3 separate regions of the Homo sapiens genome follow, and regions 1 and 3 are each linked to region 2. A link is a loop called in an ENCODE intact Hi-C map of the cell type or tissue named here. Cell type or tissue: HepG2. All regions are shown on one strand.

Evidence for each region. A loop is a pair of places that touch in the nucleus more often than their neighbours do. Peaks named below come from ENCODE experiments on the same cell type or tissue, not always from the same donor. Only the 100,000 strongest peaks of a DNase experiment are listed, where the experiment ranks them.
Region 1: it touches region 2 in a loop (2.0-fold over the local background); 2 of 110 quality-filtered maps call a loop at or near these places.
Region 3: a loop joins it to region 2, with 9 times the contacts of the local background. A loop is called at or near these places in 4 of 110 quality-filtered maps.

Annotation. Positions count from the first base shown.
Region 1 is chr17:72,146,879-72,154,878 of GRCh38, reverse strand. No RefSeq gene overlaps it. Among named protein-coding and RNA genes, the nearest start is that of SOX9, 30 kb to the right of the region's middle. In HepG2, no CTCF peak of the experiment used is centred here; a DNase peak (open chromatin) is centred at 3,168; H3K27me3 peaks cover 563 bases.
Region 2 is chr17:72,336,117-72,344,116 of GRCh38, reverse strand. It overlaps LINC02003 (long intergenic non-protein coding RNA 2003), which reads right to left and starts at 1,306. Exons shown (of 4, transcript NR_135222.1): 1 at 1-1,306. In HepG2, no CTCF peak of the experiment used is centred here; DNase peaks (open chromatin) are centred at 3,076, 4,556 and 4,906.
Region 3 is chr17:72,515,971-72,523,970 of GRCh38, reverse strand. The region is part of intron 1 of LINC00673 (long intergenic non-protein coding RNA 673); the gene reads left to right. Among named protein-coding and RNA genes, the nearest start is that of LINC00673, 73 kb to the left of the region's middle. RefSeq lists an enhancer at 6,566-7,074. In HepG2, no CTCF peak of the experiment used is centred here; DNase peaks (open chromatin) are centred at 4,830 and 6,970; H3K4me3 peaks cover 866 bases.

The DNA of each region.
Region 1 (8,000 bases), 190 kb after region 2:
AACCTTCTGGGCTCAAGCAATCCTCCCATCTCAGTCTCCTGAGTAGCTGGGACTACAGGTACATGTCACCACACCTGGCTAATTTTTTTATTTTTTGTAGAGACTATGTCTCCCTGTGTTGCTCAGGCTGGTCTTGGACTCCTGGGTTCAAGGGATCCCCTGCCTTGGCCTCCCAAAGTGCTGGGATTACAGGTGTGAGCCACCACACCCAGCCTATTATCTGTTATTATCTTCTGTTTACAGATAAGCAAAGGCATACATTATTGAATAATTTGCAATAGGGAAAAATTGGAAACAAACACGTGCAAATTGCAAATTTCTTACTCTTATATGAGTTTTTGTGCCCTTATATGAGTTTATTTTAGTCTAGATTCTGAGAACTTGAAGAATGCATATTTGAAATGACAAATATTGCCATGTTGCCCTACAAAGGACCATAGTTATTGACTCACCCACTGTTAGTGTATGGGGGCACCTGTCTTTCCACACTCTCTGCCATGCTGGGTAATGCCAATTTTTTTAAAGTTTTTGCGAGATATTTGGAACAGTGTTACCTAACTAATACAGTAAGCACTATGCATGTATGGCTATATAAGTTGATTAGAATGAAATAAAATAAAAAAATTCAGCTCCCCAGCCATACCAGTCAAATTCCAAATGTTTGATAACTGCACATTGCCCTAGAGGCGATCATATTAACAATGATCATACAGAGCATTTCTGCCATCACAGAAAGTTCTGCCAGACAGTGCTGCTCTTGCACAAAAAAATGAAATCTCATTGGTGTTTCATGCCTGTTCCCGATACTAGTAAGATTGATCAGCTTTTCATAGAATGATTATAGGAAACTCTTAGGCACACCTGCTATGTAACAAGCATTAATCTAAGTGCATGATGCAGGTAATCCACTTAATATATTGATTGACCTGTTGTTTGAATGCAGACAAGAAGGCTCAAGAAGTGAAAGGGAGTTTGAAGGTGCCCCGGAGAGAGGACTAACTGAGCCCGCAGGTCCCTGGGGAGGATTTGGAGCAATTGGTCTTTGATAGCAGAAGGGACTTGTTTTCCCCTGAAGCATCAGGGAAGGAGGAGGAGAAGATGACTAAAGTGGGGCTGCATCTGTAGGTTTAGTGGGGATGGCTTCCATCTTCTCTGTGAAATATAAGGCATGATCATCACCCGGAAGGGAAGGAACAGGGGACATTTCCAATGGGAGGGTCAAGGAAAGCAGAGGTAAACCATAACCACTCACTCATGACAGCAATGTAGTTATAGATCTGATTTTCTTTCAGCAACTATGCTGGCATTAAACTTACAGCAAGGTGTGCCCTCTGAGACTGAGTTTTCTCAGTGTGGAATGCTTAGCTTCTGAGAAGCTTAGATGAAAGCTCCTACGTAATGGCTGGGGGTGCTGCCCAACATTCAGTAGAGCCCCAGGAAGTTTCTGTTGAATGAATGAATGAAGTAGCTGTGTTTTTCTCCCCCCTTTTCCACTTTCTGCTCCCACCTCCAAGCAAATTAGTGTATGCGTCCTTTCAAATTTGGTCAAATACCTAAAACAATGTGAGCAAATCCTGGTAGAGTGAGCTTCAGCAAGTGCATGTCCTCTAACCAAAATTAAGAAACGTGCCACCAACATGGCACATGTATACATATGTAACAAACCTGCACATTGTGCACATGTACCCTAAAACTTAAAGTATAATAATAATAAAAAAAAAAAAAAAGAAAAGAAACGTGCCACCTAGCTCCCCAGGCAAGTAACCCTGTCCAGCCCAGCCCAAGGTCCCTGAGGGGGTCTGTCCTTTCTTTAGCTCTTAGCTAGTCCACAGCCATCCAGGCCGTTTCCTCTTTGTCTTGGCTTGGAGTTGAATGGACGTAGCCCTCCCTTCGGTTGGAGGTGTAAGCTGCAGTAATGTTGCCTTCCTGAGGTCTCTTCAGCCTCTGACCCCTGACAAGCAGGTAGAATGAACTTCTTTAGAGAATTATATGCACCTTGGAATCTTCATAATGAGTTCCCGACTAACCAATCAGAAAAGAAAATGCAGCTTGGGAAGTGAGGGTGAAGGGAATGGGAATGTCTCCTCAAGGATTTTCTCCCTGGGCCTAAAGTATTTACATTCAGATTTGCATATAATTTGCATATAATTTGTCTGGCTACAAAGCCTTTCTGTTGTTCAGATAATGTGTAAGCTGCAGTTTATTTCTACTGTGTCCTTCTCTGCCCCTGTCTTTCCTTACCTCATCTACTCAAATGTGTGGTAGAAATGTCAGGACTGTCAGGGACCAGTTTGGTGTTTGGGACAAGGGTAGGCTCTGGGTCACATTCTTTCTGTGTTAGCAATGCTGCATGATATTATGCATTTTATTGTTGCAAAACATTTTGGACAGCAAAAGAAACCAGAACGGGGCTGCCTGGAGTAGGGTTGGAAGCAATAAGTAGAGGAGTGAACTTGGCTCAATTAGAAAGGGGAGTAAGTCAGATAAACCAAAAAAAAAGGTGAAGTCTGGGAAAATTAATTAATAACCCTTGCTAACATTTTATTTAAAATGCTTACAGCATACCAGACATCGTTTTCAGCACTTTCAATGTATTATGTGTTTAATCATCATAACAGCCTTGGGAGGTGTGTAACAATTGTTACCTCCTTTTTATAGATGAGTAAACTGAAGCACACAGTGTAAGTAACTTGTCTAAGATTGTGCAGCTAGAAAATAGACAATCAGGATTTGAACTCGATCTTCAGAACCTGGAACTGTGCTTTAAACTAGTCTAGTGTGCTGTGTACAGAACAAGAAGGCATAGTTACAGAAGTGAGAGCGAGTGCCAGCTCTTAACTTTAGGCTGCAGGGATCAGATGCTCAGGCCAGTAAAGGGTTAGGGACAAAGTATCTGGATATCCATGGGGTGGAGAGGTGAAAAGAGGGTTTAGAGGCTGCGCCTACAGCACGAATGAGCTGTAGCTCTGCCGTCACCTCCTTCTGGCTTGGTCTGAAGCCACCCTTGTTTGCTCTTTCTCTTGGCTCTTGGGTTAGAGTTGACAGAGGACTCGCTTCAGGGTAAAAACTGGCCTCAGCCGGTGGCAGTGGCCTGGTGGCTGAACTTAAGCCTGCTGATGTGGATAAGCAGGAATACTTGGTCAGTGGCCAGGACTAAGAGGTCGGCAGGACAAACAATGGCAAGGATGAGTCACTGCTTTATAGTCAAACACAGAGGATCTGTCTTATCAGGGCCCGAGTGACCCACAGGAGAATGCTGCTTGCCGGAGAGAAGAGATGCTGCTTGGAATCTTTCCACAATGGGAAAAGGGAACAGAGGAGTCGCTGCTCCGTGGAAGCCTGGAAATTACTTGGTTTCTCTGTTTAGTCAAACTCTTCGTTTTCAGCATTGATCTGAAATGTAACTTTTCCCCTGGTTTTGATTCATTTTTAAAAAACATTGTATTTTGTTTATGGCGATGATGTTGACTGTTCCGGGATGAAAAGGAGCCAACAGCAGCTGGGAAGTGAAGGGGGATGTAGCTGAGAACAAACCTTGCAGGAGTGAAGGGGAGAAAAATAATTATGAAAGATGGCGTAGAGGCCGGTTAGTATTGGCTGAGACAGTGTGAGAAACTTCCTTGTGCTGGGGCAGTGTTGTCGAGGAGAGAGTGTTGTCATCTGAATTAATTTGCATGACAATAGGCTGAACCCTTATTATGCATAGGGATGCTAATGGGCACCAGCCACAGTGCATTTCCATGGGAAAAGCCTCTTCCTTTGAGGAGACAACCTCTTCCTCCTCCCCTTCCCCACCTCCCCTCCCCCTTCCTCCTCTCCCGACCTCTCCTCCTCCCCTCCTCTCTGTTCTCCCCTCCTCCCCTCCTCCTTTTCCATTTTTCTTCCCTCTTTTCCCTCTTCTCCCCCTCCTCCTTCTCACAGTGGAAGCCCCAGCCCCTCTCCTAGTGGAATATACCCTTGGGGTGGCCACTCTTAATGGGAAGGAGAAGGTTCTATGAGGTGGAAGGAATGAATGCTTTCCAAAACCTCTCCAGACCTCTTACGAAATGACCAAGGAGGAGGTGTGAGTGCGTGTAGTATAATCGAAAACAAATGGATCCCAAATATTGCCAACCTAGTTGTCATTGGAGATGTTGGGGGAGAAGCCACCGTGTGGGAGCAGGTGGGGCAGAAGATACCGAGGTTTAGGGTGAGAGTAGGGCCCAGGAAAAAGGGCAGAGACAGCCTTTATTCAAGGACTTTGAAAATGTGTTCGGTGCAAGCCGTTCTCTTGTAGTGTTTCCATTGCACGCCCTTGAAGAAAGACTTAAAACTTGGCACAGTGGGGCTGCTCTATCTCACTTCCAACACCACCACACTTGGGGAGGCCGGAGAATTCAAGGGCAGAGTCTGGATCCAGATTATCTGGGTTCAAATCCCATCTCTGCTGTTTACCAACTATCTGATACTGACTTTTTGACTTAACTTTTTGTTGCCCTAGTTTCTCCACAGGTAAAATTGAGATATTAGTGCCTTTTCCCCATCAGGCTGTTGTTTGGTTGAGACAAGGCATGCGAAGTGCCTAGAACATACCTGGCATGTTGTAGATACTCAAGGAATGTTAGCTATTACCATCTTCCTTTCTTCTCTAGATAGTTCTCCTTCCACTCCGTTGTCTCTTGTTCCTTTAGAAGATCTCTTCAAGTGTTAGGTGACTGATGGCTCTGACTAATCCCCCAAAGCCCTACATGCCTCTATCCCTGTTCCCCCTGCCCCCACCCCCCACCCCCCCATACAACCACCCTGCTGGTGGCAAAAGAAGTGAAGACCAGGCTTCGTGGGACTGGACCGCTCATGATCACATTGTGTCCTTGGGAAGGGTCTGTCCCTGCTTTGTCACACGGGAAGATAAAAGGTCAGCTGATGAACCTGATTGTACTGTGGGTGCTGGGAGTTCTCAGCAGCTTATCTATAAAATGCCTCATGGTATAAAGTGTTCTCTTTTGTCCAGAACAAGATTTGATTGTCAGAGATGAAATAACTGCCTCTTAAGTGATTTTGACTTGCTTAGCTTTGCCTCACGGTGTCACTGAGGAGGAGAGATAAAGACATCTCATTAATGGGGCTGCTGACCTACCCAGAGGCTTGAAGGGTGAGACTTGGGCACTTCAGCAGCAGTTCTCACACTTTTTTTTTAAAGCTCATGTTTGAGAAATATAAATATTTCTATATTATCATTTAATATCTCAAAATAGATATTTTCACTAAATGTAATTAAAACAGGTGATAATTCTAAATTTTCTTTTTATAAGGCCTTGATTTGAGGGTGTGATGAGGACCAATCAACAGTCTGGTATTAACTCATAAAGCTCTAGCGTGATACCTGTGTCAGAGGCGTTTGAATCAGAGCAACTCCATCTTGAATGGGAGCTGGGTAAAATAAGGCTGAAATCTACTGGGCTGCTTCTGAGGCAGTTAGCCATTCTAAGTCACACGATGAGATAGGAGGTCAGCACAAGACACAGGTCATAAAGATCTTGCTGTTAAAACAGGTTGCAGTAAAGAAGCTGGCAAAACCCACCAAAATCAAGACGGTGAGGAGAGTGACCTCTGGTCATCCTCACTGCTACACGCCCGCCACCACCATGACAGTTTACAAATGCCATGGCAACGTCAGGAAGTTACCCTGTATGGTCTAAAAAGGAGAGGCATGGATAATCCACCTCTCATTTAGCATATCATCAAGAAATAACCATAAAAATGGGCAGCTGGGTGCAGTGGCTCACGCTTGTAATCCCAGCACTTTGGGAGGCTGAGGCGGGTAGATCACGAGGTCAGGAGTTTGAGACCAGCCTGGCCAACATGGTGAAACCCCGTCTCTACTAAAAATACAAAAATCAACTGGGCATGGTGGTGCACACCTGTAATCCCAGCTACTCAGGAGGCTGAGGGAGGAGAATCGCTTGAACCCGGGAGGTGGAGGTTGCAGTGAGCCGAGATCGCACCACTGCACTCCAGCCTGGGCGATAGAGCTAGACTTCATCTCAAAAAAAAAAAAAAAAAAAAAAAAAAAAAAAAAAAAAAAAGCCAACCATCGGCCTTCAGGGCTGCTCTGTCTATGGAATAGCTATTCTTTTATTCTTTTACTTTCATAATAAACTTGCTTTCACTTTACTCTGTGGACTCACCCTGAATTCTTTCTTGTGCAAGATCCAAGAACCCTCTCTTGGTGTCTGGATTGGGACCCCTTTTCGATAACACCTGGTTGGTACCCATGACAGGGTGGAGGGATTTGAGGCAGATATCAAGCTTCTTTACCCTTGTGCTTAGGATGGCTGCCATATCTTACAAACCTTTTTTGACTGTTCAATGCTATTAATAGAAGGGTGTTAATGTGAGGGAACATCTTCAGGGGAAGATCATTTGAGTTCTACTTTACCATGGTCCTACTTAGCACTTTAATTTAAAAAAAATTAGATGAAGTCATAAAAGAAATGCTTCTGAAATGTGTTGATGATCAACAGTTATACAGGATAACCAATATTGATAGTATTACCAATAAGAATTAAAAATGATCTGAAGAGTCTGGTAGCCAGGCATCAAAACAAGCCAAATGAAATTCAATGGGGTCAAAAGTGAAGTCCTGAGATTTTTAGTTTCAAAAATCCATTGCACAAAGATCATGATGACGAAGAACAACAAACGTGGAAACAGTTTTGATGGGAATAAAGCAGGATGTTTGGGTTAATGACAAGTTCAGTAAGAACTGAAGGTATTGAGAAAGCAGCGAGGAATACTGACTCCAATCTTCTGGTTAATTAACAAAGACATGTGGCATCTCCACTTTAAAAAGAGACTCTTTCCCACACCTTCATTTGCAACCTTGTTGTTTGGAATTTGGAATGTATTTTTTTTCCCCTAGAAACACTGTTTTAAATGAACCAGGCTTTGATAAAGCTTCAGCTAAAATCTAGCAGAACAACGGTACAGTAAAAATAATCACTTTGATTCCAATTTGCAGACAGAAGGACAACCCAGGTCTCATTACCTCCAGGCTGTATAGGTGGTTTGCTCTTAGTTTCCCCAGACCCTGCTCCTCAGCAATCAGACTCCTTTTCATGCAGCATGTCCCTCTCGTTCCTACACAGCTGGCTGTGGGCAGCAGGAAAGGGGGTTACCAGAGCTGCCACCGCGAAGAAAGATCAAGAGTGTGAAGCAGGAGATAGCAAAATTCAAACATCGCGCAGGCTCCATTTTGGGAAAAGCCTTTCTTAATTGATTTATTCAATGCCTAGAATAGTAACCCCAGGTAAAACGTTATTATGTGGAGCTATATATTAGGTTGGTGTAGAAGTAATGGGAAAAACCGCAATTACTTTCCCTCACAGAAGGCTCAAGGCCTAGACTGCATTCTGCGGGCATTTCAGGACTTGACAATTTTTTTCTGTATTTTTCAGAGAACTTTGTTAGATCTCACTGCTCATATTGTCATTTCCAGACAAAGGGAGAGAAACTGTAGCAACCTCATGGGGGTTTCCAGTTTTTAGATGGTTAAAAATTTCTTTTTAATCAGGAAATTTCAGTGTGGCTTATTTTATTTTCTCCTCTTTCTTCTCCTCCTTGTCCTCCTTCTTCTTCTTCTCCTCCTTCTTCCTTCTTCCTTCCTTCTTCCTTTTCCTTCCTTCCTTCCCTCCTCCTCCTCCTCCTTCTTCTTCTTCTTCTTCTTCTTCTTCTTCTGCTTCTGCTTCTGCTTCTTCTCCTCCTCCTCCTCCTCCTCCTCCTTCTTCTTCTTCTTCTTCTTCTTCTTCTTCTTCTTCTTCCCCTCCTCCTCTTCCTCCTTCTTCTTCTTCTCCTCCTCCTCCTTTTCCTTCTTCTTCTTCTTCTTCTCCTTCTCCTCCTCCTCCTCCTCCTCCTCCTCCTCCTCCTCCTTCTTCTTCTTCTTCTTCTTCTTCTTCTTCTTCTTCTTCTTCTTCTTCTTCTCCTTCTCCTTCTCCTTCTCCTTCTCCTTCTCCTTCTTCTTC
Region 2 (8,000 bases):
TGCTGGTCCAGGGAGGCCTGAACACACGTGAGCTATGCAGCAGATGTCTTGCTCACAGCTCATAGAAATGGGGATGGAGACCATCATAAACTCATTCCAACAATGACATTACTTATGCAGAAAGCGGCAAACAGGTGACATTGAGATCGAAGGCTTTCCATCTGCAGGTGCTGCTACTGTGTTGTGGGCTTGTCCTTGGGAATGAACAGTAGACTGGAGACAGAGTCCTAGGCATAGCCCCAGAGTCACTGGTGACTCTGTTGGTCATTGGGCTGGTCCTGTCCCTTCTCTGGGCCTTGATGTCCACTTTTCCAAAATGGGGAGTGGATGGGGGATCTTCACTTCTCTGTTTCCTCAAAGGCAATCTAAGCGGGTTCATGTGGGATAACCCCAGAAAGATCCCAGGAGGAGCATGTGGGGGAACCTCCTTTTTATGCATAGTTTAAGGGGAGGGAGAACAGCTCTGGCCTGGTCCAAGCCATTGCACACACTGTCCTTGTGGCCTGGACTCCCGGGAACATTTCTGGCATTTGGGGGGAAGGTTTGAGTTTGCTATTTTCCAAGCAGCACTGCTTCCCCGTCCCAAGAGAAAAAAACTGGCAGAGGAGAGCCGTGCCCTCTCACCCCTCCTCTCTGCATGGTGGTAACACTTCAGTGGGCTCTCTAATGAGCCTGCACCCCTCCCTAAAGCCATGGCTTGTTTGCTTCTCCCGGGAGCCTGGCACTGAGCCCTAGATGCTGTCATTGTCTTGGGGACAGACTCCCCTCTCCCCAGCTCCTTACGTGGCTCACACCACTAGGTTGGGCAACTTTGTCCCGAACCAGGCTCGCACTCTGGAGATCCTTGAGCGGTTCCTCCATCCCCGGTGGCTGCTGAGAGCAGCACAAATCGGCTCAGCTGGTGCTGTGTGCACGTGTGCGCCTTTCCGTCTGGAAAGTTCTCAGGCTGGGCGAGGGGGGCCGATCTGCAGACATTTCATTCACAACTTGTTGTTGGTCAGTATTTCTCTTCCAAGGGAGGCGGAGGTGTGGTTGCAAAATAAATCTTAGTTTTTTTTTCTCCTCCCCAAAGAAATCATTGTGTTGTAATGCGGGGAGAGCCCGAGACGATGACATTTTTATGGGGCTGCCTCTGGTGAAGACTGTAGTGTCTGCTCCGGCCATCCAGAGGGTCCGTAGATCTCTTTCTCTCTCCCATCGCCATCCCCCGCCCCCTTTCTCTCACAGTAATACAACTTCAGTTCAATACTTGTCTAGAATTCTCAGTGGGGCTACCTAGGCTAAGAGGGGCGGGGGCGGGGGAGATGACATCATATCCTCACCAGCGGATTGGCTGCTTGCAGGCTTCAGGAATGATATCATCTCGGCTTGTGCCTCCCCACCCCCCTTTACTTCCAGTCCTTTCCTGGCCGGGCAAGGCCCCCCTCCCCAGCACCCCACCCCAGGATACCCCGTTGCCTTGGAGACCACAGTTTTCCACCCCGTTGTCTGAAGGAATAGCAATTCATTATATGTGTGACGTGGGGGTGAAGGGTGCAGGGAGACCCGGGCTGGACGGTTGGGAAGGAAGGTCGTGGACAACAAAGTAATGAACAAAAATATGTTTCACGCATGAGAAGCTGTCCGAGATGGCAGTGAGGGAGAGGTCATGGCAAACGGTGTTTATGGCATGGAAAAGTGAAGATTCAAAAAAAAACCCAAGGAGAGGCCAAGATAGTGTGGAAAATATCCACCCCCTCCCAGAGACAGCTCATTAGGAAGGTTTTGGAGGGAGACTCGCAGGAGGTCAGGGGCTGCTGTGTTATCTTTGGAGGAAAGGCCATCCCTTCTCTTCCCCTCCGCAGACGTATCCAGTGAGACAACTCTCTCCCCAGCAAGCTTTTCTCAGGGAGCAGGCAGTTTCTTGAAAAAATGAACCAGATGAGGATCCACCCACCTCCAGAAACAAAGACTGTGGCTGTCTCCAAGAATGAAGCACCAGTCTCTTAGTTGGTATCCCCAGGAGACCAAGGTGGGAGGGAAGCATTGCCCATCGAGGTTGTATGTGGTGTGTGTCTGTATCTGGGTGTGTTTCCATGATCTGTGGATGAACTGCATATGCCAATCATATTCACTAGGGAATATTTCAATTCTTATTTCCCTGGGACAGGTTAAAGACAGCAGCTCACAAATTCCCCCGGGTCCTGTCCTACCTCCTTGCACGCCTTCCCCACTCTTGTCTCTTTCCAGAGGCACTCAATCTCTCTGCTTGCACTGTTCATATGTGTCTATTTATTGTATTTCTCTAGGTGTGTTTAATGTTGATTTTCTTGTCCAGGGCATTCTTTAGATTCAGCAATTCAAGGTTTGAGGTTTAGAATATTGGCGGGGACTCCTGGCAGGGATTCTGCTTTTTTGGATCCCTAATGATGTGTCAACCCCCAACTCTGTCTCTTCTTGGCCTCTCATAGGCTGCCTCTGAGGCTGTTACAGGTGATTCTGAAACTACAGCTTTCTAGTTAGAAGGAAAATAAGCACATGGCAAAAAGAGATGTTAAACAGGTACCCGCACGTACCTGAGTGTTGAAGAATGTTGGGTAATAAGGAGAGAGCCAATAGATGCATTTTAGGAACAGATTGTTTTAAAATGTGTGTGCAGAGATTGGTGTATATTTTTTCCCTATGTCTACAACATACTAACAACTCAATAAATGTTGGCTATTGTTATCTTCTTGTTTATTCTTACAGATTTTGTCAGCTAAAAGTGCATTTTTAAATACCAGCTAAAATGGATGAAAACTATATACACTATACACAAACATACACATACATGTGCGGGTCTGTGTGTACGTGCATGTCTCTCTCTATATATACATATATGTCTCTGTGTGTGGGTGTGTGTGTGTGTCTTTGTGATTGCATTTCCTTATTTCTGTTTTTGAGCTTTCTCAAATGTTTTGCAGTGAGTAGGTATTACAAATATAATCAGGGAAAAGAAGCTATTTTAAAAAATCGGTCATTGGGCAGGATGTTCCAAAGGGCAGATGAATGTAACTTCCAAGATGAAGTAACCGGATGTCTGTCAACTCAGAAAACAAGGTATGCGTTTGTCCCCTGTGGGGTGGTGACGTGAACCTCTCTGGAGTCCTGTGGCTCCTCTTCATTCTGCCTTGGCCTAATTTCTCTGCTTTAGAGTAAACGCAGCTCCTCTGAGTGCCAGGAATGGAGGTGATCTCGGGCAGCCTTCTAATCCATCCTCCTCCCATCTAAACTGAAAAGTGGATATTAATCCAAGATTTCCACAATCCGTCACCTCAGAATCCACACGCCCAAAACCAAAGTCATAATTTCTGAAACTATCTCCTACCACCCCCTAAAGTTCCTGTGTTTGCCCCAAGAACTACTATTTTTATCCAAGCCAAAACATGTAAAGTCATTTTTGATTACTCTCCGTATGTCAGTCTCTAAGAGTCACCAAGAACAGTTCATGTTTCCTTCCAAGTATGTCATTGCAGTCATCCTTTCCACTGTCCCACTTTTCTAATTCAAGCCATTTCTTTCAAATTCCAGCTTAAATGCCTTCTCTTCCATGAAGACTTCCTTGATCACTCCTGTCTTTACAGATGAACGGCTAACTGGAATACCAACAGAATAAACAGACTTTAGTCCTGCCATCTGCCCTGGCCCATGCAGCCTGGCATTGTTTAGGGGATCATACCTGGCTTCCCACCCAGGCCACATGACTCTAGAGGGCAAGACTTAGTAAGGTCACGTAGTAGGAGCTCAATATAATTTATTGGTTAGACAAGAGGAAACCACTTCTTCTCTTGACAAGCCATGTTGGTATTTTACCTTCTTCCTTTTATAGATATACCCTCCCAAACACCTGCCCTGAATGCCTACCATTTAATTTAAGCTAGCTTTTCTCTCTCTTTCCTAGTCTAATTTCTTACATGTTCTTGTCCTTTAAGATATTGATGAAACTCTACCTAAACTCCACCTTTAGAGTTTAATTATTCTCCCAGTAAGTAGTTGATTCTCTTAGTTGATTTAAAAGGCAGGACAGTCCAAGGTTTAAGGGTGTGGATTCTGGAGCCAGACCACCTAGATCCAGGGGGTCTAATATGGTAACAACTAGCCACATGCACCACGTAAATTTAAATATAGTTAAATAAAATTTAAAATTCACTTCCTCAGTTACACCAGTGACTTTTCAAGGACTTAATAGCCACATGTAGCAGTGGTGACCCCACTGGAAAGCATAGCCATGGGACATGTCTATCACTGCAGAAAGTCCTAATGCAGAGCACAGGCTAGATCCACTGTGTGTGCAACCTTAAGCAGAAATACCGTATTTGACTTTCTGGGCCAATTTCCTCATGATTCCTACCTCGTTGAGTTGTTCAAGCCTTAAATGAGTGAATACACATAAAATACTTGGAATATGTCTAGTGCATAACCACCACTCACTCATAGTTAGTTGTTACATTCTGCACAAGCTTGTGTTCTAGCTATCAATTCATCTCTGTGACCTCATCATGGGTCTGTCTTGCATTTTTTGGTAACAGCATTCTCAGGGCCTTCTGCCAAGGGCCCGCTTTGATCTCCCTTAAAGGACAGCATTATCTGACCAGAGGTATTCATGGGGCCCACCTTCCTACTCAGTCCCATACACATTTCTTTATAAAGCCATCAGCGCCCCCTTAGAAGTAAGAAGTGCTCCGTGTGGGAGCTGGGGAGGGGCTGTGAGGTTGGCAGTGAGCCCCTGTGGCTTTCAGGATGGGCTCCTTGTCTTGGTCACCACCAGGCCATGGAAGCTCTGTTTTCTCCCCGGGACCCGGGGCAGCGAGTAGAGAAGCTGGAATGATGTTTAATCAGCCTGGGCATTCCTCACTGGTGACCTAATGAGCCGGCATGACTAAATGACCATTAGACGGAATGTTTGTGTGAACTGCAATAGAAAAGTTCCTCTCAACTTCCTGAAAAGGAAGATAATATATCTAAATAGCTTCCTGTCTCTTTGCTGCCAAGCAGCAGCCGCAGCAGCAAAATAGATTCTGCAGCAGGGAAATATTTAGCACATTGGGTGTGCTCAGCCCCTCTCTGTTTGGAAGGGTGAACCCAGCAGGGAAGTGAGTGGGGCAGGAGACATTCCCAGATGCTTGTGATGTTTGGAGAGATGATTGACGATTTGTTTCTGGGGTGGAGATTAGGAAGACACAGGCCAGGTATAGAGGGTATTGAGGAGCATAGGACAGAGATGGGGTAACCTTTCAGGATCTTGTTGCTCACCTTGATGTGGTGTTGTCAGGGCCTGGAGCAATCTTTGCTTTGGTTCTTAGAAACCTCGGTTCATGTTTTAGCAGGAAAGGGAAGGACAGACTGCTTCCTGCCTGCCAGATTGCTTCCAAGCCCCTATGCATGTCTCTTTGGAAGACCTTGCCATTGCTGTTAAAAATATGCTTAGGGGCTTTGTTTTGAATGGAAACTGCTACTTTACGCAGTCAAACCACAAAACACAATCCAGAAAATCCCATCTTCCATTTGCCATGGCTCAAGAGGGAGGAGGAAGCACGAGGTGTGCCTGTCTGTGCTGCCCTGGCTGGCAGTGTCCCTGAGGACCAGCTCTTGCAGACTTAGCCAGGTACCTGTGGGCTCAGCTTTGCTAGGACTGTCCCAGGTGTGGGCCCTTCTCTCCACACCCCTCCCCAGACCTCATTTATCCCTTTCTCTAACCACAGGCTACACCAAGCCCTATTAGCAGCTGTTCTTGGGATCCAGACCAGAGATTGGCAAACTTTTTCTTAAAGGGCCAGGAAGCAAAAAAATCCTAGGCTTTGTAGGCCAAGAGGCAAAGTTAAGGCTATTAGGGAGGTACTTATATAATCATTTTAAAATAAAAGAACGCTTTTTAGTTAGAGGGCCATGCAAAAGTGGGCAGTGGGCTGGATTTGGCCTGTGGGCCGTAGTTTGCTGACCCATGATATAGGCTGTAGACTGATGAACAATTTCTGTTTCATGGATGGGAAATATTCATTGAGAAGTTACTATGTACTGGATGCTGTACTGAATGCTGGGACATAGATGAAAAACAAAACAAAACAGTGGAACACAGGCTGTGTCTTTTCTAATTGCTCGCTTTCTCATGGGATGGTAGATTTATTAAGAGGTTGCTTCAATACTAGATTGTAGGTAAGTTCAGGGGCACACATGTTCAGAGGGATGGGGTTGGAGAGGAGTGTGTAGCCCAGCTACAGCATGTGGGGTGTGTGTGCGTGCAAGAGAGCGAGGAAGTGAGCAAGCAAGAGCTTGCCATATGTGGCTATTTCAACTTCAATGAAGTAAACTCGAATTAAAAATTCAGTGCTCGGTTGTACCAGCGACACTTCAAATGCTCAGTTGCCATGTGCAGCTAGTGGCAGCCATAATGGAAAGAGAAGGGGAGAGAAAGAGAGAAAAAAAGAGAGATGACGAGAGGGGAACATGGTATAACAAGAGAGGGGAAGATGGGATGACAGAAGAGGGGGAAGATGGGATGACAGGAAGGGGGAAGATGGGATGACAGGAGAGGGGAAGATGGGATGACAGGAGGGGGGAAGATGGGATGACTGCAGAGGGGAAGATGGGATGACAGGAGGAGGAAGATGGGATGACAGGAGAGGGGAAACAGGCTTTCTAGCTCAGAGCTCAGAAGATTCCCTATTCTTTAGGTCCCTTGAGATTGATCAGGAATTTTCTTGGCCAAGGCAAGGCAACCAGAAGGGCAGGGATTCCAGGCAGAAGGCATGACATAGGCAAAGATACCAAAGTTGAAAGTGCATGGAATTCTGGGAGCAAAAAACGCCAGCCAAGGAAGAGCAGGAGATGAGACTGGAGAGTAGGCAGGAAGGCAGAGCACCAGGTCTGCCTGTATTTGTTATTCTCTGGTGGAAGAGGTCACTAGGGGACTCGGCATCCATTGCCCTTGCCTCAAAACAACAGTGAAGTGCACTCTTGTGATTGTCTCTAACGTTACAGAAGAGGGGACTGAGGATCAATTTAAGTGATGCCCAAGGGCACAGAAAAGAGAAGATAGGGCTGTAGTGAAATCAGGACCTTTGTTTGTGCTCCTTATACCATCCCATCCTCTGTCCCTCATAAATGTCACCGAGCCACCCAGATGCTACTACTGTGCCCTTGGTTGCCCTCAGCCCACAGAGGTTTTGACAGGAGCTGTGGCTCTCCAAGCCACAAGCTCTCTGTGGCTATTTCAATTTCCATTAATCAACATGAAATAACATTTAACACTCAGTTGCTCATTTGTGCAAACCATATTTCAAGTGCCCAGTGGCCCCGTGTGGCTGGTGACCACCATATTGGACAGCACAGATATGGGACAGTTCCATCATCACAGCGAGTTCTGCTGGACAGCGCTGGTCTAGATTCACCAAACTTGGGAGCAGAAATCTCTGTTCTTTGCTGGGCTTCGGGAAGCTGTGAGACATGAAAAGAAGAAAAGAAAAGAAAGCTCAGCTCTTCTTCACAAATGGGCTGTCCCTTGCAATGTGGGAATGTGTCACCACCCCTCAGTGCAGTGACCGAGGGAGAGGAGGCACAAAATGGGGCTGAGGTGGGGACTTCGTGTTTTCCCCAATATTACTAAGCAACCGCGTCCTAAAATCTCCAAAGCCAGCCACAGAACTTTGTTTACCAGGAAGAAAACACTTGAAAAGGAGAGTATTTGGCGGAAATGCACTTGAGATTAACAGGTCCCCCTCCCTTTCTTTTTCTTTTAATGCTGTTTTGTTTTTCTTCTGGGTTGTTCAAGGTAGTGACCTAGCACTCAGCCCCTTTTGCCAAGAAACTCTTTCCCTGCCTAATTAGCCTGCGGTATTGTTCCTGGGTTCTGGGAAGGGAGGGGAGGGGAGGGTGGAGGGAAGGAGGGCAGGGCTGGGCAGGGCCAATGAGGAACTGGAGAGAGGGGGCGCTGGGGCTGGTCATTAGATGCCGAGGTCTTGAAAATCTCTCTGTAATTAATTTTC
Region 3 (8,000 bases), 180 kb before region 2:
GTCTTCTGTATTTCCCATGTATTGGGCACCTCCTATATTCCTGACCAGGGACTTGTTGTCTTGTCTGGGGACTTCCAGGTGTAGTTTGTATTTTAGATGGGGAATTGTGAGGGTGGATTCTTTAGGCAGGTAATCTTGTGAAGTTCCTTATTTCTAGTGTTCACTGCACAGAAAGCTTTGAGGTGTGGTCTAATACTTCAGTGCTTTTGGCAGCCACCATTCCTATATTTCCAGAAATGTGATTATGATTGTTTAGCCAGGGTTTAAGGCCACGAATGGTGACGTGGTTTAGACATCAGCTTTTGGCAAGGCTGAGGGGACATGGGGTGATTTCATTGTGTCCGAAGTTAGCATCTGAAGGCTTTCAGTGCGATGTGTAAGATATATTTTTCGGGAGATTTAAGGCTTTAAAACACCATCTTAAGAGAATAGAAAATATCAAATAAGAGAAACAGATTGAGTGCTCATCTCAGCTTTTCTATTCATTCATTGCAGACCTTGGAATAGCTTCTCATTGTCTCATTTCCTTGGTTTTCTTCTTGGTAACGTGAAGAACCTGCCCCCACCTCCACAACCACATCACAGAGGTCTCTGTCAGGAAAGATGGTTCAAAGCCTGGAAATGCTTTAACATTATTATTATTATTACTATTTGAGATGGAGTTTTGCTCTTGTCACCCAGGCTGGAGTGCAATGGCACGATCTCGGCTCACTGCAACCTCCACCTCCTGGGTTCAAGCGATTCTCCTGCCTCAGCCTCCCGAGTAGCTGGGATTGCAGGTGCCCACCACCACGCTGGGCTAATTTTTTGTGTTTTTAGTAGAGACAGGGTTTTCCCATGTTTGGGCAGGCTGGTCTTGAACTCCTGACCTCAGGTGATCCGCCTGTCTCGGCCTCCAAAAGTGCTGGGATTACAAGCCTGAGTCACTGTGCCCAGCTTATTGTTTTTATTTTTTTGAGGCAAGGTCGGACTCTGTTTCCCAGGCTGGAGTGCGGTGGCGCGATCTCAGCTCACTGCAACCTCCGCCTCCTGGGCTCAAGCCATCCTCCTACCTCAGCCTCCTGAGTAGCTGGGACTACTGGCCTGGCTAATTTTTGTATTTTTCTGGAGAGATAGGGTTTTGCCATGTTTCCCAGGCTGAACTAAAGTGATCTGCCCACCTCAGCCTCCCAAAGTGCTGGGGTTACAAGCATGAGCCACTGCGCTCGGCCAAACCTGAAAACTTTTAAAATGAGGTTTCCATCCGTGAGAATGGGACCCCCAACCCATCCCCATCTCTTGTCCCACATAACAAAGTATGTGCTTATTTTATAGGCATTTACCCATCGAATAGCTTCTTTGAAAAGGCTTGCCTCCCAAATTCATCCCTCTATTCATCAGTTGCTTATTGACTCCTTTCCCTGTGCTGGGCCTTGAATTAAGGTCCTAATTCAGACATGAAATGCATGCTGATCAAACTTATTTGGGGGAAAAAGGAGGATTCTGTAAAATCATACCCACAAAAAAAAAAAAGGAAAAGAAAAAAAAAACCATTGAGTTTGATTCTTAACAACTTCATTGCTCCTGGATGAAGAGGGTCAATAAGCTATTGATACTCAGGACATGGTGGCGGTGATTGTGGGAGGGAGAATGGCTTTTGGTAGATCTGGTCTGGAGGTTCCTGCTTTCTGAGGAAGAGACTGCCTGAACCTAGACATTCCAAGTTCATTTTGTAGATGGCACTTTCCCTGCAGGACCAAAACTGCGACAGCCACAGGTATTTCCTAAACCACCAGTCCTGTATTAGGTGAGACTCACATGGTGGATAACCAACAGGTGGTCATAAAAGATGTACTTTTCAAGGCTGAGTGTGGTGGCTCATGCCTATAATCCCAGCACTTTGGGAGGCCAAGGTGGGAGGATCGCTTGAAGCCAAGAGTTCAAGACTAGCCTGGGCAACATAGTGACACGCCATCTCTTTTTTTTTTTTTCTTTTTCTTTTTTTTTGAGACAGAGCCTTGCTCTTGCTGCCCAGGCTGGAGTGCAGTGGCACAGTCTTGGCTCACTGCAACTTCCACCTCCTGGGTTCAAGTGATTCTGCTGCCTCAGCCTCCCAAGTAGCTGGGATTACAGGCGTGCACCACCATGCCCGGCTAATTTTGTATTTTTAGTAGAGATGGCATTTCACCATGTTGGCCAGGCTGGTCTCAAACTCCTGACCTCAGGTGATCCACCTGCCTTGGCCTCCCAAAGTTCTGGGATTACAGGTGCGAGCTACCGTGCCTGCCTAGACCCCATCTCTTAAAAAGAAAAAAAAAGATGCACTTTTCTGAGTAGGAACAATGATTGAATCCTGAAAGTAAAGAAGAAGGGCAGAGATTTATGTAGAGGAACCCTTTCGTGAGGTGATTTCTGGACTGGGTCAGTAGGATACAAACCTTATTGATGTGCTACTCATAGAATAAGAAGACCTGATGGGCCTCATAGTGTAGCTCAGAGAGTCCTGAATGAAGCTGTGGGGAGACCTGCCTCTTGTCGTCTTTCACCATGGCTGTCTGTACATCCAAGGCAATTCTCCAACCCCCTTGGGCCTCTGCTACCCCACTGGTGAAATGAAGGAGGTTGACCAGATGCCCCTGTGATTCCTTGCAGGGGCCTCAGTCCCACTTCTTGCTTTTGGCAGTGTTTGCCAGCTCAGCTCTTGGGTGTACCACCCCAGGCCTGTTGCTAGGTCCCTGGTACAAGCCTTTGGGACCAGTTTCAAGAGAGTGTTTAATACACAACCCTGCAGACTCTCACAGACCTTTCTGGGTAACACTTACTTCATTGCACTTTTAAAAATGAAAACGAAAGAAAATGCAGCTTAGCCGACTCACAGTAATCAGGGCTGACAGATGTCACTCAGAATTTTATTATTTAAAGCCACAATGATTTTCCAAATAACCTAAAAATATATAATCCAACCTCAAAATAGTGTCCTGTAACAGAGGCCAGGGAACCCTATAGGAAATGAAGTCAATATCTTGGCACCTCTTGCTTGCTGGTTCCGGGGCTTTGAACACTTTTATGTCCTCTGAGAAATACAGGAACATGGAACCATATCAAGTTGCTTAGTGAGGCCTCCAAGGTCTCAGAGAGCTGGGGGTGTCTCGGGTGCTTCTCCTGGGACCTAAGCCAGCGTGACACTTCTTCTGGTCCCAACAGCGTTTCCTCCTCATTCTATGAGAGCATGGGTGGAGATATAATAGCCTTCACGTATTTTAAAAATCAAGCATCTTCCTGTCAATAGGTTGTTCTGCTATATTCAGAAGATCACATTCTGAATCTGGCCACGTGGGTGTTAAAGATAGTTGCATAAGGAAGCTAAAGTTTATTGAGTAGATACTAACATCCAGACACTGTGCTAAACCCTCATTTATTCCTTATAATTATTTATTAAATACAGATGCTTCTCTACTAACAATGGGATCACGTCTTGATACCCATCATAAGATGAAAATATTGTAAGTCAAAAATGCAGTTAAGACACTGCTCTTACCAAACACTATAGCTTAGCCTAATGTACCTTAAACATTAGTAGAACACTTACTTTAGCCTACAGTTGGGCAAATCATGTAACACAAAGCCTGTTTTATAATAAAATCTTTTATTTTTTTTTTTGAGGCGGGGTTTCTCTCTTGTCATCCAGGTTGGAGTGCAATGGCACGATCTCAGCTCACTGCAACCTCCGTCTTCTGGGTTCAAGTGAGTCTCCTGCCTCAGCTTCCTGAGTAGCTGGGACTACAGGCATGCGCCACTATGCCCAGCTAATTTTTTTTATTTTTTTATTTTTTTATTTTTAGCAGAGACAGGGTTTCACCATTTTGGTCAGGCTTGTCTCGAACTCCTGACCTCAGGCGATCTGCCTGCCTCGGCCTCCCAAAGTGCTGGGATTACAGGTATGAACCACCTCCCGGCCTATAATAAAATCTTGAATATGTTATATGATTTATTGAATTTTTTTTAGTATCTTCAAAGTGAAAAACAGAATTGTTGTATGGGTACTTGAAGTGTGGTTTCGGCTGAATTTGTTTTGCTCTCACGCCATCATAAAGTAGGAAAATTGTATGTTGGGGACTATCTGCATTATTTATACTTATATCAATGACATTAACAGATAATTAATAGTGATGTATGAATTAAAGAAGCTTGTGAAATTTACTGCCCCATTTTACAGATGAGGAAGTTGAGGCCCCGAGAGACTAAGGAACTTGCCCAGTGTATGAGAGCTAAGAGATGGCAGAACACGTTGGGTTTGCATCTGGGTGGGTGGATAGGGGTTTGGGAGCTGGCATGAATTTCATTGCTGGCTAAAGATCCTGAGCCAGCAGTCCCCGGGCCAGCGGGTGGGACCAGCAAGGCTGTCTTCCTAGGACTGAGGATTGGAGAACTGGTCTGCCTCAACGTGGGAGGGAAGAGGGGACACTTTGCGCTTGGTGCCCATGCCCCACCCTTTCCGAGGAGCTGTCAGATGCTAGGCCCTGTGATCCCAGGTGGAGGCCCAGCAAGGTACCCGCTGCAAGTTATCTTTCCAGATCGGTCTCCAGGAAGCATCTCCGTGTGGCTTCCGAGCTGGGGGAGCTGCAGGCCGGGCTGCCAGCATCTGACTGGCTGTTATTTGGTTTTCTCTGACTAGATCTTTGTTTCTGTGAAACCCTTAGCTGCTGAGGCTCTCGTGCTGCAGCTTAATCGGCGCTGCATGGAGTGCTAGCCTGGTTAAGTAAACACCGTTGGAATATTACCTGTCTGTTAACCTGTCAAAATTGCTTTACAGCCCCCTTTTATCTTCCCCCCGACGGAATTTCCCCTGGAGTTTTCTGCCTCCTCTCTGGTTCCTTTCCTCGCCTGCCCTCCTTCTCCTGCAAAGCTTCCCCACCCCCGGAGTCATTAAATATTGTCAGAGTTCCGCCTCTTATGGCTGCCTTGTTTGCTCAGTTCAGATAAATTGTTGTTGACTCTGTGATGCAGACCAAGGGCACTGGGCTCCCAGCCCCAAGGAAGGAAGCATGAGGTCTGCCAGGTGGGAAGAGGCGAGGGGTCTGGGGGAGGATGCATGGGCGGGGGCCCTGCCTCCCTGGCTGCACCTCGCTCCCCCTGGTCGCCTCAGAAGGAGCCAGTGCTCTGTCCGGCCTCACCGTCTCGCAGGCCTTCTTCCTTCCCTGCTTGCCGGCACCACCCTCTCTCTAAACAATGAGTTTATGAATTTGAGGGTCTTAGGGGAACATCCAGTTCTAACCCTCACAGCCCTTAGAGGCTAAGCCCCGACTCCGTGTTTCGGTTTTAGGCTTGGACTGAATGAGTTCTAGGATTCTTTGGAGATTCCACCTTAAAAAAACTGTGGTAAAATACATATAACAATATAACATCATTTACCGTTTTAACCAACTTAAAGTATACGGTTCAGTGACATGAAAGCATTTACAGTGTTGTGCAACCATCACCACTATTTGTATTCAGAACTTTTTTCCAAGTCCTTTAAAAATCTTTATTGAATGAAAATTGGTATGCATAAATTGTACATTGTTTAATACACACATTTTGAAGAGTCTGGACGTATGCATACACCACCCCAAAAGGAAAGCCTGCGCTCATTAGGCGGTCATTTCTCCATTCTCCCTTCCCTCCAGCCCCTGCCAAACATTAGTCTACTTTCTGGCTCTATGGATTTGCCTATTCTGAATATTCTACATAAACAGAACCTCACAATATGTGGCCTTTCGTGTCTGGCTTCTTTCACAGAGCATAATAGCTTCAAGGTTCTGGAGATCCACTTTTGTCTTCTACTTAGAGGGTGGAGACTGATCTAAGGAACGGTGGGTGACCGCTGGAGACCTGTGGGGAGGTCTTAACTTATTTCTGGCAGTAGTTCCTTGTTCTTGGCAGCCTTGAGCCTCTGATCTCTCCAGCAGTGGCCTGGTACCTGGAGAATTTCTGCTGCATATTTGGGGAGGTCATTTTGACTTTCACTGAAACCGCCAGGCCCTCCCTCTTCCCTGGGCCTCTGCCACCTCCCTGATCCAGTCAGATGCTTCTGTCCTGCCATCTCTGGGTCAGAAATCTGACAACTCATGGAAACAGTTCATCTTTGGGCACTTGGGCTCAGCACACTGGGTAGAAAAGCCTCTCACTTTTAATCAGAGAGCCGGATGACAAAATTAGGGGTGTGTGTTTTGGGGTTAGCTGGGGGTTTGAGTCTCAGCTCTGCCATCACCTAGCTAGGTATCCTCAGTGCTCCCACCTATCAAATAGAAGTGGCCGTGCCCATCTTTTAGGACTATGATGATTGAATGCACTGATAACTTTAAGTTACTTTGTGTAGTGCCTGGTGTTTAGGATGTATACGGTAATTGGTGATTGTTAATGAAATCTAGGTTAAAAAGATAATCAGTGCAGTACCCCATCCTCCTACCACCCTATCAACGTTTGCCATTCTAGAGTTTTTAGCAACTTTTAGAAACCACACAGGGCTTTAGTGCATCTTGTCACTAGATGGATTTGCTAGTTTTCAGGATTCTAGAAGGCTCCAAACTCAGATCATGGTTTGGTCCGTGACAAGGAGAAAACCTTGGTTATATGCAAGACCGTAACAAAATTTCCCCATTTCTTTTCTTTTTTTCCTTTTTTTTTTTTTTGCCCCGCCATTTTTGGAATTTCTTATAGTCTAAGATGATTCTTACTATACTCATGTTTCCATCCCACCAAACCTTGAATCCATTGAGACTCAAATGGGCTCTAGAGAGCATGAAAGAGTTAACGTGTCCCTGAGTGCCCAGTTTCTTACAGGATTAGGGGAAAAGTGACTTTATTTTTATTTGCAGCCCGACTCAAGCTCAGTGTAATTCCACAAACTGTTGAATACCTTCTACGGGAGTTCACAGGCAGTCCGTGGGGATGGTCACAGGCACGTGATGTCAGGTTCTGTTTTTGGCTGTCTTGAGTGATTAGTGAGTTGCGTAACCTCTTTGTTCACCAGGTCCCTGTCTGGGAATCATTTGCCCTCAGCCTGTGTGTGTCCTGTGGGGCGAGAGGGGGAGTGCTCTGCTCACCACCCTGCACCCGCTGCCCGGCTCTGCTTCCCACTCTTGGCTGGTGCCCCGTGGGCCTTTCAGGCGATCTGGGCGGAAGTAGGTCAGGGACCTTCCAGCTGTGGGATCCCCAGTGGGGTGAGTCCGTTGCTTTGCTTGGCTGTTGGAGCTGAACCCACTTTTGTTTCCTAAAGGAGTAGCCTTTTAGTTTTAATTGAAAAAGCAAGCACCGTACTTCTGTCAAGCAAAAAGGTGTGAATTTCCTTCTTTTTTTTCCTCCCTGATATTATATGTGTATTTTTTTCTTTAGGAAGGGTGAGCCTGTGGATTTTCTTCCTAAAGTCAGTTTTATTGAGGAATAATTTACATACAGTAAAATTCATCCTTTTTTTAGTGTTCAGTGGACTCCATTTCTTTTTTCTTTTTTTTTTTTCTTTTGAGACAGGGCCTTGCTCTGTCATCTAGACTGGAGTACGGTGGTGCCATCAGAGCTCACTGCAGCCTTGATCACCCAGGCTTAAGCTATCCTCCTGCCTCAACCTCCCGAGTAGCTGAGACCACAGGCATGTACTACCATGCCTAGCTAGTTTTTCCATTTTTTATTTTTTGTAGAGACGGAGGTCTCACTGTATTGCCCACGGTGGTCTTGACCTCTTGGCCTCAAGTGATCCTCCCATCTCGGCCTCCCAAAGTGCTGGGTTTACAGGCATGAGCCACTGTGCCTGGCTAGGATTTCAGTTTTTAATGCAAGGCTGTCTTCCTAAAATATCCCCATAATCAGATTTGGAGTGCTGTGGCTTCATCTAGGCATGCAGAGTTGAGTACCTGAGAAGGCAGTGCTTGATGTATGGTCCTTGAGATGAAATGGATTCAGGCATACTAAGAAAGTGGTACAAGGGAGACACATTAAAATGAGTTTTTACCCTTTCATTGTGAGAGTTGAATGACAATTGCTAG